Linked DNA regions of Mus musculus: region 1 is linked to region 2. The links are chromatin loops, found by intact Hi-C in ENCODE. Cell type or tissue: gastrocnemius. All regions are shown on one strand. Links, peaks and the distances in the headings refer to the core of each region. The heading gives the core; the rest is flanking DNA.

Region 1 (8,334 bases), core at 295-8,294, 450 kb before region 2:
TAATTGGGTATTTATTTCATTTACATTTCCAATGCTATCCCAAAAGTCCCCCACACGGTCCCCCATCCACTCCCCCACCCACCCACTCCCACTTCTTGGCCCTGTCATTCGCCTGTACTGAGGCATATAAAGTTTGCACGACTAATGGGCCTCTCTTTCCACTGATGGACGACTAGGCCATTTTCTGATTCATATGCAGCTAGAGACACAAGCTCCAGGGGGTACTGGTTAGTTCATATTGTTGTTCCACCTATAGGGTTGCAGATCCCTTTAGCTCCTTGGGTACTTTCTCTAGCTCCTCCATTGGGGGCCCTGTGATCAATCCAATAGCTGACTGTGAGCATCCACTTCTGTGTTTGCCAGGCCCCGGCATAGTCTCACAAGAGACAGCTATATCAGGGTCCTTTCAGCAAAATCTTGCTAGTGTATGCAATGGTGTCAGCGTTTGAAAGCTGATTATGGGATGGATCCCCAGAAAATGATTTTTAAAAAATGCTAAAATATTTTTATGACAAGAACCAAAGCAAATGAATGAGAGATCCACACAACTCATTGTTTAAAACTATGAATTACATGCCCAGGAAAATACTTTGGATTCAGCAAAACAACTCAGAAAACAGAATGGAGGACTTTATCACAAAAGCTGGACAAACTCAAGGTGTGCAAAACTCAGGTGAAGAATTGGAGGGAGAACCAGAAATCTCCAGATGGACTGAAAGGAGGAGGGGCAGGTTAGCAAGTAAGAGGAACATAGGTCAGCATGTAAAATTGGTTCTAATTAAATAAGGACTACACCAAAAAAAAAAAAAAAAAAAAAAGGAAAGAATTGGGACTGTTACACCAATTAGCCTGAACTAAAGGTGACGGTAACTTTTTGGAACTTAAAATGTTGCCTTGGGGTTTAGTGAGTGAACTATTTATTGTGTAAACATGATAATCTGAGTTTAGTTTAGAACCCACATAAAAGCCAGACACAGTGGCACACACACCTGAAATCTTAGCACATCTATAGCAAGACAGAAGATAGAGCCAAGAGAATCTCTAGGAGCTCCCTGGCCAGACAGCAGGCATAAGCAACAGTAAACAGCAAGAGATTCTGTCTTAAACATGGCAGAAGGAAAGGACAGTAACCCATGTTATCCTTTGACCTTTACATGCATACATGCATGTCATGATTTCATGGCATGTAAGTTCTCTCTCTCTCTCTCTCTCTCTCTCTCTCTCTCACGCACACACACACACACACACACACACACACACACACACAGAGAGAGAGAGAGAGAGAGAGAGAAATGGTGTATTGGGACACTCATCTTTTTTGTCCGAATATGGACTATGAAAACAGCTCTATTCCTAAGGTTGTGCCTATTTGCCAGTGTCTTCTAATGTGGCCAAGAAAATAACAGAGAAGAGACTCTCATCAACATGGAGCTAAGGGCCAGGGAACACAGTGAACTGTGGGGCTGTCCTAGAGGGATTTCAGAATCTCATTGGACAAATGGCCACTGTTTCCTGTTTCTGTAGTTATTTTGTTTCTGGCCCATTGTTGGACAGGGGGTCATTGGGTGGAGTAGACTTGGGAAAAATGTGGTTTATTGAGTTTTCAAAGCAAAAGGACCTGAATCCAGATGAGGTAGCGATTGAATGTGACTTTGGGACCCAGTGAGGTTTACCCACTGAATATGTTTTATGTGTAGAAAAGACCACGAATCAAATGTGATCCATATTTCAGACAGTGATAAATGGTACATTTTATGCATATCTCTGCCCTTCCCTGTGTGATGGTGGGTGGCACTTTCCTACATGACTTCCCTTGTCCAAGGAAATTATGACTTACCCAATTCCTTTATCTTCTCCCCATAAGGCTACCTCTTATGCTCCAATAGAGCATCTTCTATCAACGAAGGTCCTGAATGAGGGAACACAGATCAGGCTACAGCCAATCCCAAAGATCATGAAGTATAAAGTAGGTAAATGATTGATTTTTGTAAGCCATTGAGACTGTCTAGCTCCTGTGTTCCTCTGTGCCGTCTTTGGGCTTTCTGCAGAGTCATTTGATGCATATCCAGACCTAACATACGGTCTCTAAGCAGGAAAACATTTATGGGTCTGTTTTTGGGGTTTTAGATTTTTTTTTTAATGTGGCCCAGGATGCCACTAATTGCAAAGGAGACTTCAAATTTTTAATTTTCTCTTCTAAAGGTTTTTATTTTGTTTTATTTTGCTTTATTTCTGAATGAATATCAGTAAATGAAGTAGGGGTGTTGTCGTAGATACTTTTCAATTGTTGTGACAAACCGTCATAACCAAGACAGCTACGAGAAGAGGCTTGCAGGTTCAGAGGGTGAGTCCAAGGTAGCTATGGAGCACAACAGAAGGCAGGCAGGCATGGCAAACTGGAGCAGTAGCCCAGAGCTCACGCTCTTATTCCCAAGTAGAAGTTAGAACAAGAGATGTTCTAACTGGGAATGGCTAAAGCATTTGAAACCTCAAAGTCCTCAGTGGTCCTCCAAGGCCACACCCCATAATCCTTCCCACACAGTTTCTCCCATTGGGATCAAGTATTCAAATGAGCCTATGGGGATCATCCACTTTCAAACCACCACAGGCTTTAAAATAGCCTGGTTAAGCCCACAAATATGGAGCAGGAACATGACTCTTACAACAAGGTTATAAAACTTCATGATGTTTAAGATCATAAGGTGAAAATAAGCTTGCTATTTCCCCTTACTATACATTAAATTAACTATCTTTCTGAGCAGAAGATTTTCTTAGTCTTTCTTTAAGGGTGTGTTCATGTGTTTGTTTCACCCTTATCCTTGAATTCACTTAATTGTGCATAAAATGCTAGATTGCAAAGCGTTCTGTTTGAGCACTTTGGGGATATTATTCCACGGTTCTGGGTTCTTTTTGCTGCTGAAGGTGAGAGTCACAAAGGTAATTCATGTACACATTAAAAGAGAACAGAATCGCATGTATCTTAGCAGTTTCTAAATGCACATGTGGTAACAATTGATTACAAATAAAAATTTAAGTCGGTAATGTGGGAGCAAGATAAATGAAATAAAGCTATTATATGTGGTAAAATAAAATCTGTGATAATCATTATGAGTTTTTTTTAAAAAAATAGCTTGACTATTATATAATGCATTTTGACGTGACTTAACTTAGGAAAACAACAACAACAACAAAATATCCATATGGTTTATGTAGCAGATTTGTTCTGTCCCAATACCCAAGCAACTGCCCAGATCCGCACATGAACAAATTGCATGTACTTTGTGATGTCCCATAGTGGGATGCCCTGTGGTCCTCCCTGGAGCAGATAGGGCAGGCTGAAGAGGAACTTTCCAAGCTCATTTACCACCAGTTTTACATGCAATTAAAATGGATCTGTACATTGGAAGGCTCCTTCAGGGAAGTATGTGCAGACCACCATGTTTTGGGGAAGGAGCTGATTTGTTTCTCTTGCTCCGTTCTGGTTTAGACTCCACCTCTCAGTGACTCGTGAACTTATAGCTTCTGTCGTTTATCACAGGAAATCTGAGCCTTTCTGATGACAGTGACAAAACAGTGATGTAACATTAAACTGGTCTTGATTTGATTTGTTCTAAAAACAAAAAACAAACAAACAAAAAACAAAAGCAGTGAAATGTACTATAAGCTGAACATCTGTGTTCTTAACTATCCATCCTGCAATCTGAGACCCCCAAAACACCTGTGCTACAGTTCTAACCCCCCCCCCCAATACATAGCACAATCCTACACTCAAAACATCTATGCCATGGTCCTAAACCACCGCCGTGCTGTCGTCCTAACCCACAAACAGCCATGCTACAGTCGAAATCCCTAAAACATGGTCCAGTCCTGACCCAGAAAAAAAAAATCCTTGTAACAACCCTAACCGCAAATATTCATGCTATGGCTCAAATCCCCAAAACATCAGGACTATAATCCTAATTCTCAAAATGATGGTATTAGGAACCTGGTCTTTGGAAGAAATTAAGCCACAAAAGAAAGTGAAGCCTATGAGACTATGAACAGTGGGCTCATCAAAAGACACAGATGGTCTGGGGATGTAGCTCAGCTGGTAGAGTGCTTGTCTCACATGCTCCAGTCCCTCCAGCTTTGAACCCCAGCACTGCACAAACCAAGTAGGTGTCACATGCATGTAGTACAAGCACTGACTGCTCTTACAGAGGTCCTGAGTTCAATTCCTAGCAATCATGTGGTGGCTCACAGCTATCTGTAACAGAATCCAGTGTCCTCTTCTGGTGTGTCTCAAGACAGCTACAGTGCCAGTATACTCATATACATTGAATGAATGAATGAATGAATGAATGAATGAATGAATCCTTGAAAAAAAACTGATTGCAAGCTTCTCCTTCAACATTAGAGGGCGCTATAGGAACACAGGAACCAAGATCTGGCTCGGATCCCCTGAAGTTCGCTGTGGCCGGCCTGAATCAGCAACTGTGCAACAGCAACTCCTGTGGACACCAACACGCTAGTATACAGTGGCTATAAAAAAACCACAGAGATCCACTTGTCTGCCTCTGCCTCCCAACTGCTAGATTGAATGAGTGGGGCACCGTCCCTGGCCTGTTTATTCATTTATAGTAATTTTTATGAGGCACTGCATCTATGAGAGAGATAATTTATAGCTGTGTTGTGATGAGGAGAGTAGCCAATCAGAGTACTTGATGCTATCACATCCCAGCAATTGATTCAAAGGCAAAGAATATTCTGAGCTGAGTCCACAGGACCCTTTCCGGGGCTCTCTCAGACTCAGTACTTGAGCTTCTTCCCTTTTGTGGAAAATGAGATTCCAGAAGTGGCAGCAGAGCTGTTTATATTCTCTTGCAGATGAAGAGAAGAAGAAGCAGACAGCAAAAATGAGTGCTTGGTACTGTGTTACAAAAAAGAGATTTAGTTCTCGTTGCTGTGGTCCCAGGACCAGGTTTGTCTCTATTGTTTGTCCTTCTGTGCCCTTCCACACCCTCCATCTCTCCCAACGGCCTGTGTGACTCTGGGATTGACCTGAATGGGACAGTGAGAAATAAATCACAGACATATATACACAGAGACAGAAAAGCTGTGGTCTCTGATGGAGAAGCACCAGCATCGCTGATACTCAGCACATTTATTATATACATCTGAGGGAGGAGGTAGTTAGCTGATCTTGGTAGAGCGGTCCCAGGCTCGGGTCATCAGGGAGGAGGAATCTGTGTCTGTTACTTTTTACACAGTTCTAGAGCCAATGATCACCAGTTTATCAGCATTAGTATCTGAACCAGAGAAAGGCCTTACCATTCCCCTGATGGAGAAGGCCTTGCCATTCCCGTGTCTGAGATGTCAGGGTCCTTGACCTGACCAAGCTCTTGTTGTGAATGGTCATTCGTGTGTGGGTAGGGTCACTCCCTCAAAAATTTCATCTGGACTTCTACCACTTCTAAGCACAGTTCTGACAAATAGAGGCCACACTCAATGAGCACAGTAAAAACTTAACTGTGTAATGCGGAAGCCGGTAAATAGGTCTGGCCCCTAATCCTTTTTACTGGCTGATCGTAACAGACCTCTATTCTGATTTAGTGGCTGGAGGGTGGGTGGGTGTGGAATCTGGATGATAAAGGCAAGTATCAATATATAAGGAACCAAACCAAACCTTTAATACAAATATTGGAACTTGAAAGGAACAAAACTCAATCCCAAGGCAAACTTTGCATCTTTATAAAGGTAATGTAGGACAAGGTAAAAACAAGGAGGAGAAGGAAGAGGGAAAGAAGGGGGAGAGGAGAGGAGGACGAGGAAGGGGAGGAAGAGGAGGAGGAAAGCCCAGTGACGTTTTTCACACTTTAATCCCAGTGCCAGGGAAGCAGAAGCAGGCAGATCTGTGTGGGTTCAACTACATGGTGTGTTTTAGCCCCATCCCCTCCCCCACGTCCTCTTCCCTCCCCAAAAATAATTAGAGGAGAAAGGGAGGAAGGAGAGAGAGGAGGAAGAAGATATGAATTATCCTTTGCATTGTTAAAAGTACTGAATTAAAATCTTCCTCCATCTTGAAGAACTAAACCTTGGAATAATAAAACTGTTTCATGGTCTGGGAGCTCCGTGGTTACCATTTGCCCCGCAAGCATGAGGATGCAAGTTTCATCCCTGGAACTTATGTGAGCACGAAAGGCCTAGTGACCTGTGTTTGTAATTAAAGCACTGGAAAGGATGAGGTGAGTTAATCCCTGAGCCTGGCTGGCAACCGACTTAGCCTGCTTGGCAAGTTGAAGGTCACTGAGAGACCTTGTCCTTAAAAGTAAGGTGGACAATGTGTTCTGGAGTTTTATGTCAACTCGATACAAGCTAGAGTCATTTAGGAAGAAAAGTTCAAATGAAAATGTGCCTCCATAGGATTTGCCTGTAGGCAAGTCTATAGTACATTTTCTTAATTACTGATTGCTATCGGAGGGCCCAGCTTACTGTGGGCAGTGCCACATTTTAGGTGGGAGGTGGTTCTGGGATGGTATAAGAAAGCAGGCTAAGCCAGCTATGAAGACCAAGCCAGAAACCAGTGTTCTTCCATTGTCCTTCCATTGTCTCTACTTCAGTTCCTGCCTCCAGGTTCCTGTCATGCTTGAGTTTCTGCCCTGACTTCCCTTAGTGATAGACTATTACATAGAAATGTAGCAAAATAAACCCTCTCCTATTTGGGCTACTTTTAATAATAGTGTCTTATTACACCAAGAAAAATCCTAAGACAAAGTGCTTGAAGAATAGAATCCAAGATTGATCTTTGGCCTACACACACACACACACACACACACACACACACTCCAGTTAAGAGCAGTATGCCCACATTCAACATGCTAAATCTTTTCTACTTGGTTCAATGACACAATCTTTACTCTCTTCTCTGAAGGCATACCTTAAGTGCCAGGAAAGCCTTAATTCACACCTAAGTAATAACTGGCATTTAAGTTGTGGAATATATACATCTATCCATGAGTTCAGGGCTCCAAAATCAATTAACAAAGTCAATGCAATAGCCTCAAGAATAGAGCACCAAAGTTAACAGAAAAAGTATACCCACGAATGAAAACGCATTAATATAAGTAGTTAAATTTAGGAACCCTGTTGGGAGTGGCGACACACACCTTTAATCTCAGCAGTTGGGAGGCAGTGACAGGCAGATCTCTGTGAGTTTGAGGCCAGCCTGATCCACATAGTAAACTCAAGGACAGCCAGAGCTATACAGTAAGACCTTGTCTCGAAGTTAATTAATTAATCCTATCAAAAATACTTACTGACATATTTACAACAAGTCAATATGCACACATGCACATGCAGGCAAGACTAACTGGATACAGTAGAATATTAAAGGGGGTAAAGGCATTATTATATTGGGAGGGGGATATGCTCAGAAGGAGCTGGAGGTGAAAAAAATGGTTGGTGGACATGATTGCAATACACTGTATTACAATCAAGGAGAGGCAGGGAGGGAGGAAGGAGTGAAAGGAAGTGGCCATTATCTCTGGTACTGTGTAGTTTTACAGCTTTGGGGGAATGTTCCTTGGCTACTGGCATACTTCACATTTAAACTGTAAAGTGCACCAGAAGACAGCATGTTTAAGAAAAGAGGTGAGGAATATTCTCAGTGAGGCAGTCCAGCACAAGATTGAACATGGGACTGTAACAGAAAATACAGACATCATTTTGCTCAGTTAATAGGAAACAAAATAACAGAGATGAACTCCCACTAGGAGCAGTATAGCACCAGTACATGACTGGATATTAGATTTATGACTCATGTCCATGACCCAATTTGTCATGGAGAACAAGAGGCAAAATAAGAGTGTAACCTGACCAAGGATGGAGGCAAAAACATTTGCCAGAAATTCTAAAGAGGACTTAGATGCTGAGTAGAGATGACACGCCATTTGGGTTCACGGCTTAGATTCTGAGGTTCCAGGGAATGCCCACTGCCACTGAGCCAAGCCTCTGTGGTGTCCAGCTTCAGCGTACTCCATCTGATCCATGCTGGACTTTGTGAGGTTTAAGCAGAGAGTACACAGAAATTGACCTTCCTCTATCCGGGGTTGGCCTTCAGCCTAGAGATAACCGGCTTCTGTGATTGCCTCAACTGGGCACTGATTTCCTCTGAGATGTTGGTCAGACATGGAGCCATCCTACAGATAATAATTAAGGACAACTGTTCACACACTTAAGGAAAGCATTCCTTGGATACTCAAATCAAAGTGAGGATGTGTGCACTCTATTTGCTCCGAAGATTTTCATGTCAACACAAAGTAGTTTCAAGCTCATCAGAGAAGAAAAGGTGTAATC
Region 2 (8,294 bases), core at 1-8,000:
AAGAGGTTTTTGTTTTGAGACAGAATCTGGGAACCGAATTCAAGGCCTCTGGACTGCTGAGCCATCTCTCCAGTTCTGGATATTACAGTGTTGACAGCAGAGGGCTGTGGTGTAGCTCAGTGGTTGAGCACTTGCATATGATGATGAAGGCACTGAGGTCAATCCCCCGGGCTCCCACCCCCCTTGGGCTTGACGGTCCCTGCCTATAGTCCCAACTCCCTGATAGGATGAGGCAGACAAACCACTTCAGTCTAGTAATCCAACGCAAGCCTGTGTGAGAAAACAAGATGCCGTCTCAAACAGTATTTTCCTATTTATTTACGTACTTATTTATTTATTTTTGGGAAATCTCAGCATTTGTTTGTCATTGGGATGAACGTGGAGGCTTCCGCAAGATAGAAATATCCCGTCAAGTAACCAAACTGACACTGAGACTACCCCAAATGGTTTGGTCAGAAAAGAGCTCTCCCCAAATCATCAAAACACAATAGCATATGGATGCCAAGGTCATGGAGAAAGAGGAATTAGAGAGGAAAGATTTCAAAGTTTGGAAGAAAGAGTTGTCTTTCTGTGACACTAATGAGCTGCCCAACCTAAACATGTCCCAAATCAACTTCAGTCTCATCTTCAGCGGCCACTCTGAGAGCTGGGTACCTCACTTTTCTCCAACTCTGTGAGTGAGTGAGGTATCAAGTTGCCCAAAATCTAACTGCTGCACAGATCGGGAGCATAAAGACCCCTGGCTTCTCTCCCTAAGGCTGTCCCTTGCCTTCTTAACATGGTAGGTAGCCTTTGTGAATGGGCAGCTTGAGTTTGTCTCTCCAGGTTGAGAGAATTGTCATTTGAGCAAGGGCGTGTAAATCTCACACTCCCCAGCTCCATTTCTCAGTACAAACGCAAGGGTCTGTGTCTCCCTGGACTTATATAAGTCCAGGAGTTTCTATGTATTCTTTTTTCTGGGATGTCTTTGTCCTAGTCTCCTGATAATATCCAGCTTATCTTTCAGATCTCAGCTTCCCTCTCCTAGCTTTTCATATCTCTGTATTCTGTTATTATAGCCATCTTGGCTTATTCAGGGATTCAGTAAATATGAGCAGCCCTCCTATCTCCTTGTTGTCTATGGTGGTTTAACATCTAGCAAAAGCCACCAGAGATGCCACTAACTGAATCTTCACACAACACATCCGCTCACAAACAGAGCAGGGTGTGGGGGTTTGGGACAGAAGAACTTTGAGCTGAAGAGGCCCCCAGGAAACAGACTTCTGGTTTCCACAGTGGGGTCTCCAAGAGAGCCCGCTGAGGTGTAGAATTATTACTCTGTATGATGTAGATGTCTTAGTATATACAGACACTTGGAGGAAAAGTGAGAGAGAGAGAGAGAGAGAGAGAAGGCTGGAAATGAAAGTGCAGCTTGAGGAACAGCAAGCAGGCAGAATGAGGACAGGGTACATGCACGGAGGCTGGGCACTGGGCATTCTCTGCCCAGCTACTATCTCATCAGAGCCTAAGGCAGCATGGACTCCCCACTAAGAGACCTGTGGACATAGGCCTCTGAAATTGCCCTGCTATATCCAAAGGATAAAAGCAGCTTCTGGGTGGTGACAAGTGGCATGTGGCCAGTATTCTTGTCCTCTGCCTTGTATTTCTTTTTTTTCTTCTTCTTCATTTGTCTATTTGTCTGTTGTTTGTTGAGACATAGGTCTCTCTATGTAGTCTTGGCTGGCCTAGAAGTCAGTATGTAGACCATGCTAGCCTTGAGCTCACAGAGGTTCCCCTAGCTTCTGCCTCTCCAGTGCTAGGACTAAAAGCCTGGGCCACTGTCACACACACACACACACACACACACACACACACCCTCTGATTTCTGTATTTAAAACTATTCCATAAAAGCCTAAGGGCAGCGCACACATGTAAACCAGCATTCAGGAGACTGAGGCAGGAGGGAGAGTGAGAATAGCTTAAGGTCAGACTCATCTAGTGAGTCGGCACCTATCTTGGGCTACAAGAATCCTTGTCTTTAAAACAAAAAACAAAACAACAACAAAACCTTTAATAGAAAGATATGTCATACACAGCTTACAGGCCTTAAAGGAGAAGTTTAGGAAAAGGCAGCGAGGCCTTTGCAGTCTGTTTTAACTGATCAGCTAAAATGCTTGTGAGCTCCTGGAACCAGCAACATCGGTGAACCCCACCACCACCAAAGCCTAACCAGACAACACAGAGGCCTAGGAAAATGCTATTAGACAAACCACAGAAGGGCAATGAAGAGAATACACCAAATGGTTAGCTGGAGAAGGGTCCTTCGAGCCACCATCCTTCCAAAATCACCAATATACAATACTGACTCAACACAAAAGTTCCTTTCAAAAGAGGGGTCAAATTCACCTTTTAAACATACTTAAGTACTGAGAACCGCTGATAAACAGCAGCATCTTTTTATTTCACCGTTTACACTTTATCTGGAGTCCAAATCACCTAAACTTCAGGTCCCAGGACAATGCTACATGATTTTCTAGAAATCTGCCACCCTTGGAGGCATCTTTGGAGCCTCCAGCGTTAGTTTCGTGTTCAGGCAGGGTGTTGGAAACACCCAGAACCGGATGGGCCACTCGATAATGTCTCAGAAAGAGTCTCGAAATTGAGGAGACAAAGTAGGGGGTGTGCACAAATACCTTACTTCGTGTGTGTGTGTGTGTGTGTGTGTGTGTGTGTTGGCATGTTTTCAGTTCAACAAAGGCAGAGTTCCATACAAAACGGGCAACAGCTTCTTCCCGCCAAGTTTTACCTGCAGAGTGAGCAGCTTTGCGGGGGCACACCATGCCCTCTCAAGTATCAATGCTGGGTGGACAGCAGAGGGGCAAATTCCAGACTATGGTGAATCGGTGAGAACGTTCCCTCCTTGTCAGCGCCCAGGGAATCCAGGGAACATCAAGTGTGTGCCCAGTATTCCTCAGGGAATACCAGTCACTGGAGCTCAAAGTACGTCCATAAAGTCATATTCACCTTAGTGCAAGTCAACGCACTCCACACGAGCATAAGCGCTGGTTTCCAGCGCTCCTAGCCCATTTGTCTTCTGCCATTTAACCTTTCCAGATAAAGCTAAGCTCCAGGACTTAAATTCCAAGCAATGCTCTCTCTGCCCTCTGCTCCAAAAGAAGACACCCCCTCCCCCAATAAGGGCCTCAAGCAAACCAGTCACCTGGCACAGGGTAACACACGTGTTCCCAAAGAGACTGAAGGTGGTCGGCAGGTTAATCATTATTAAAATGAGGCGTTTATCATTAACCCTCCATTTCCTGGACTGAGAAGGCATCGGCCGGGTAACCCTCTAGCTTCCAACTCAATCCTCAAAGCCACGCCTTGTCAGGCTGGGTCCTGACGCTGGACGGGCGCCTCCATCCCTGAGGCCGTCAGTAAGAGGGGCAGCCCCAAACGGGAATTTCCTGGAGGGTGCCTGACATGAGCCCGAGGGAACCTACAGTCGCCAGGCATCCTCCTTGCTAGGCTTTACCAGACTTTCCAGAGTTTGGGACCAGGGAGTTGGCCACTGGAAGGGACGCCCCTCCAGCTCCATCTTCCGCCAACCTGACTCACCTGGTGGGGCTGAGCAGGGAGATCTGCGTGGAGTCCCCCAGGGCTCCAGATTCCTCTCCACTCCTTCTTCTCTCTCTGCACCCAGTTCCTGCGGCCATCGGGCCAGCAAACTTCTAGCCTCTCCCCCCACCCCGCCCCCTCCCCCGGCGACCCTGCCCCACGCCACTTGCGCAGGAGAGCGCGGAGACTGCGAGAGGACGGAGATGGGAAGGGAGGCGGAAAGGAGGTGTGCGCAGAGAAAGATGGCCAGTCGGCCCCCGCGCCAAGCTTACCCATTAACTCCCGGGGGACATCGGAGCTCTCGTCGGTCATGGTTGCCCCACTGGGCGCGGGGAGATCCCGGGTCCCACTCTCTGACTCTCGGCCCCGCGCCCTTCTTCAGACCCTTTAATGTTTCCGCGAGGAAGCCGCAGCTTGCAAGGAAAGAGTGGGCCGGCCGGAGCAGCGGGGCGTTGATCCAAGGTTGCCGCGCGCCCGCAGTACCAAAAAAAAAAAAAAAAAAAAAAAAAAAAAATCCTAAGAGTTGAAAATCCGAGCTGGCTCTGCGGCCGTCGCTACATGCCTCCCTCTCGGCTCGCTGCTTCAGGGGCCGAACGCAAGGCGGCTGCAACACCGGCTTCTTCCCGGGCGGGCGCCGCGCAGCCCGGCCTCTGCGCCGCACCTTGGGCGTAGGTGAAGCGGAAGGCGAGGGTTGGGCCGCCTGGCTGGTCTCGGCCTCCTGCGGGCTGGGCTGGGCAGGGGCGGGCCGGCTCTGCTCTCCTCCTTCCCCTTCTCCCGCTCCTCCTCCTCTCCTTCACCCTCTCCTGCTCCTCCTCCTGGTCCCCCTGCGTCTCCTCCCCGCCTCGCGAGAGCGGCCTCCGCACGGGTCCCCGGCCGGCCTCCGGGCCTGGGCGCACGGTGCCCGGCGCGGGGCACAGCCCGGGGACCGACGCGGTGCTTGGCTGCGGTGGCTGCTGCCTTGACTGCTGCGGCGGCGCCGGGCTCGGCGCCCCTCCTCGCAGCCTCGCTTCGGTGCAGCAGACGCTTGCGTCTGGAGAGGGATAGACCGTGCAGTTGAGAGAGCCCGAGAGCCATCTGCTGGCTGCCAGCGTGGAGGGCCCGGGCTGCGCGAGGGTTTATCCCCCAAATCCAGGCAGGCCAATGGACCCTGAGGCTCAGAGCTGCAGAGCCCCCAGCGCGGAAGCTAGTGCTTTCTGAGATCCTTTCGTGCACTTCTGGATCTCGGGCCCCGCTGAGCCTTGTGTCTTCGCACCCTCATTGTTAATTCCCCATCTATGTTGATTAAGAGCTACATGCAATCAATAGACAACCGTAAGATGGCAAGACAGGGGCCCCTTTGGAAAATGCCTTTTAATGGCGACCCAGTCTCCTTAAGCTTGGGGCAAATCGGAGGACCAGACATGGTTGCCAAAAGCTGGAATATTCCTGCTGCTAAATCTGATTCAATTTTACCCAACCCATCCAACCTTCCCAGAGGAAAGATCTCAGGTTCTGGAGTACTTATGTGCACTTCCATCACCCAAAGAGAATGTCCCTGACTGACCAATCAGGTTCCTGCTTTAAAGGGTTGAAAAGAGGGAGAGGGGAAAAGAGGGGGAAACACTGGCCTCTGGCAGCTTAGGTTCTGTTATTGTAGTTGTATTGGTTGGTGGATGGGTGGGTGGGTTAGTTTTTGAGACAGGGTCTCAATATGTAACCCAGGTTGGCCTGGAACTTGCTAACTAGACCAAGCTTGTCATGTCTACAAAGCAAAGATCTGTCTCCCTCTGCCTTTCAGAGTGCCGGTGTCACAGGGAAACATCTGACTGTTAAGTCTACTATTGGTGGTTTGATTTTTTTTTTCCTTTTTTTTTTTTTTTTTTTTTTAAGTGTCTCACTGGTAGGCTAGGCCACAGTTCTCCTGCCTCGGCCTCCAGGTGCCAGGATCCTGGCATGTGCTATTAGGCTGAGTTGGTAGTCTGGTTTTGAAGACTGCTATGGACCTTGCTTTTCTAAGAACAATGTTTAGTTTCCTCTAGAGTACTGCTGGTTGAGCTCTTTCCTTGGGAAGACTGTAAACAGACACCCTCCTTGCAGGGCTCCAACCACAGAGTTCCGTTTCATCAAAGTCCATCTTGGAGAACCAATGTGGTTACTGGACTTACACAGAACACGGGTGAGGGGTTACTTACTGGAGTGTGGGTGACCCTAAAGCAGTCATGTACCCTTACATGGATGAAGATTTCCTCACAGCTCTACAAATGGAGCCCCACTTTTAACTGGGAGTCCACATTTTATATACACAGCCACAGGCAGTTAGGGCCAAATCACATACCACTGGCTCCGAGTGTAGAAGAGAGCAGCTGGAATCTCACGTAAGGTACTATTGGCTCCCCCATCCCTTCCTTCAACAGTCAAGAGATTTCTTACAAGTATTCTAATGAAAACGGTGCTTGTAGTGCTGGAACCATACCTTCTACAGCAGATAATCTGATGATGGCTTCCCCTTCCCACCTGGTTCACCCCACTCCATCCCTGAATCAGACAGCGAGACTCCATTCTTTTAAATGTACTATTACTGTATGTGCACATAATGGGCCAGTTGGGGGTTTGTGGGGGTCACAGGACAACTTGTGGATTCAGTTTGATCCCTCTGTGGGTTCATCCCAGAGATCAAACTCGGCTTTCTGACAACGGCCTTTACCAGTTGAGCCTTCTCCCAGTCCCCCAGACTCTACTCTCTCCAAGACTCTCTTCAGGTATCTGCTTCTTACTGTTTACAAACCTATCATTTGTGTACCTTCTTCATAAAATTTCTTCAGGGCTTTTCAGATCTCTGAGATTCCTAAGACTGAAACACAACACACTTAAAAGCTCAAACATACGAGGGCCTCCCTTTATTCTTGTGTCTTTGTCCAGTTTTACCATTTAACCCTTGAATCCTGGATTGGGGTAGGGGAAGGGAGAGTTGGTGGTTTCCTAACTAAACAGTAGGCACTTTGAAGGCAGGAAATGTAGAAAACATCTGTGTGCTGTTGGAGATTGAACCCAGGGCCTCTTGCACACTGCCGGAGGAGCCTCTGCCTCAATGACCTGGATAAGGCAGATGTCCAATAAACACCAGTGAGCGTGAGCTTTCTACCTCAGACCTTTAACTCAGTTAATAACATTGGCAATTTGTTTAAATTACATATTCCCTCAATATATCCTACCTGAAGAAGGTGGAAATTACCACTCCAAACAGCCTTTCAAATACCTGTGGCTTAACAGGCTCTTTTCAGGGACATACTAGTGAAGTTTCAAAAATAGCCCTGAAGGCTCCACACAGTAGGGAACTTGTGAATATAAGAACAAAGATCGTTGTCTCTTTGGCCTGAGAGGTACAAGGGGACTGGAAGGTTGAGTGCCAACCCTGCATTCCAGCACTCAATTTTTGTGTTTAATAATTTTTTTAAGATTTCTTTTTAAGCTTTATTTTCTGTGTATGTGTGTGTGTCTCTGTGTGTGTGTCTGTGTGTGTGTGTGTGTGTGTGTGTGTGTGTGTGTTAGTGCACCAGTTGTATGCAATGCCTGAAGAGGCCACAAGAAGGTGTAAGACACCCAGCCGCTGGTGCTGGATTTCTGGAGGGTTGTAAGCCTTCATGTAGATGTAGTCTATGAACTATAGTACTATATAAGAGTATCTATCTAGTGTTCCTAACTGATAAGTCACTCCCCCACCCTTTTGGTACTTTGAGACAAGGTGTTACTGACAGCCCAACCTGGTCTCAAACTTACTTTGTAGCCAAGGGTGACCTTGAACTCTCAATCCTCCCTGTCTACTTCATGAATACTGAATTATAGGCACACACACCATCCTGCCTGGTTCTATGGTGTCAGGATAGAACTCAAGGCTTCTAAATCTTAGGCAAGCATGCTACCATCAAAGCTCCATCTGCAGCCCCCTAAACTTTATTTGATTTTGTTTTTTATTTTCTGAGATAGAGTCTTACTCTGTAGGCTAAATTAACCTGGAACTCATTTTCTAGCCAAAGTTAGGCTTCAAACTCATGGTGATCTTTCTACCTCCGAATGCACCTTACTCTGATTACAGGCAGAAGATACCAGGTCTGCACTTGAACGTTTAAAAAATGTTGTGTAGCCCATGCTAGCCTGACTCATGGTAGTTCTTCTCCAGAAGTCTCTCAGGCTGGTGTGAGATTTTCCCAGCATTTTCCCATCTCTTCCATGCTGTTCACTGACCCCAGGTCTTTGTGTGCTGGACAAGTGTTCCTTCCCTGGGTACCAACCAGACCTCACTTTAAGATGTTAAACACAGTGCGGTAAATTTGACACATACTGGATGACAAGGTTAATTTGGGAAATGATGTGTGTGTTATTTTAAATTCAAACATGAACATTTGTGCCACTATAGCACATTTTTGCTTTCCATTATGATTAGAAAATACAATCTGAATAAAGTAGTTGTCAAAAGTACTTAATGCTTTCCTCATATCTTAAGATCTTTAGACCAATTTTTGCCTAGTGATTAAGCCCATGGTGACAAAACAAACTGAAATGGGGAGATCAGTATGCTAACAGAACTCCAACTTATCTAGGATACTTTCTGATCTTGCCAAAGACAGTGAGAACCAATAGCATTTCCAAAAATGTGTGTGTGTGTGTGTGTGAGAGAGAGAGAGAGAGAGAGAGAGAGAGAGAGAGAGAGAGAGAGATCCAGC

What was found. Peaks named below come from ENCODE experiments on the same cell type or tissue, not always from the same donor. Only the 100,000 strongest peaks of a DNase experiment are listed, where the experiment ranks them.
Region 1: a loop joins it to region 2, with 3 times the contacts of the local background. A loop is called at or near these places in 23 of 42 quality-filtered maps.

What each region holds. Positions count from the first base shown.
Region 1 is chr13:23,828,802-23,837,135 of GRCm38, forward strand. It overlaps a transcript of Slc17a3 not described here. Among named protein-coding and RNA genes, the nearest start is that of Slc17a3, 6.5 kb to the right of the region's middle. In gastrocnemius, for the core only: a CTCF peak has its summit at 4,398 (motif pointing right); a DNase peak (open chromatin) is centred at 4,437.
Region 2 is chr13:24,276,695-24,284,988 of GRCm38, forward strand. It overlaps Carmil1 (capping protein regulator and myosin 1 linker 1), which reads right to left and starts at 4,096. Exons shown (of 38, transcript NM_026825.3): 1 at 3,867-4,096. The coding sequence starts at 3,906. In gastrocnemius, for the core only: a CTCF peak has its summit at 4,663 (motif pointing left); DNase peaks (open chromatin) are centred at 2,822, 3,540, 3,918, 4,381 and 2 more places; H3K4me3 peaks cover 1,937 bases; H3K27ac peaks cover 1,400 bases.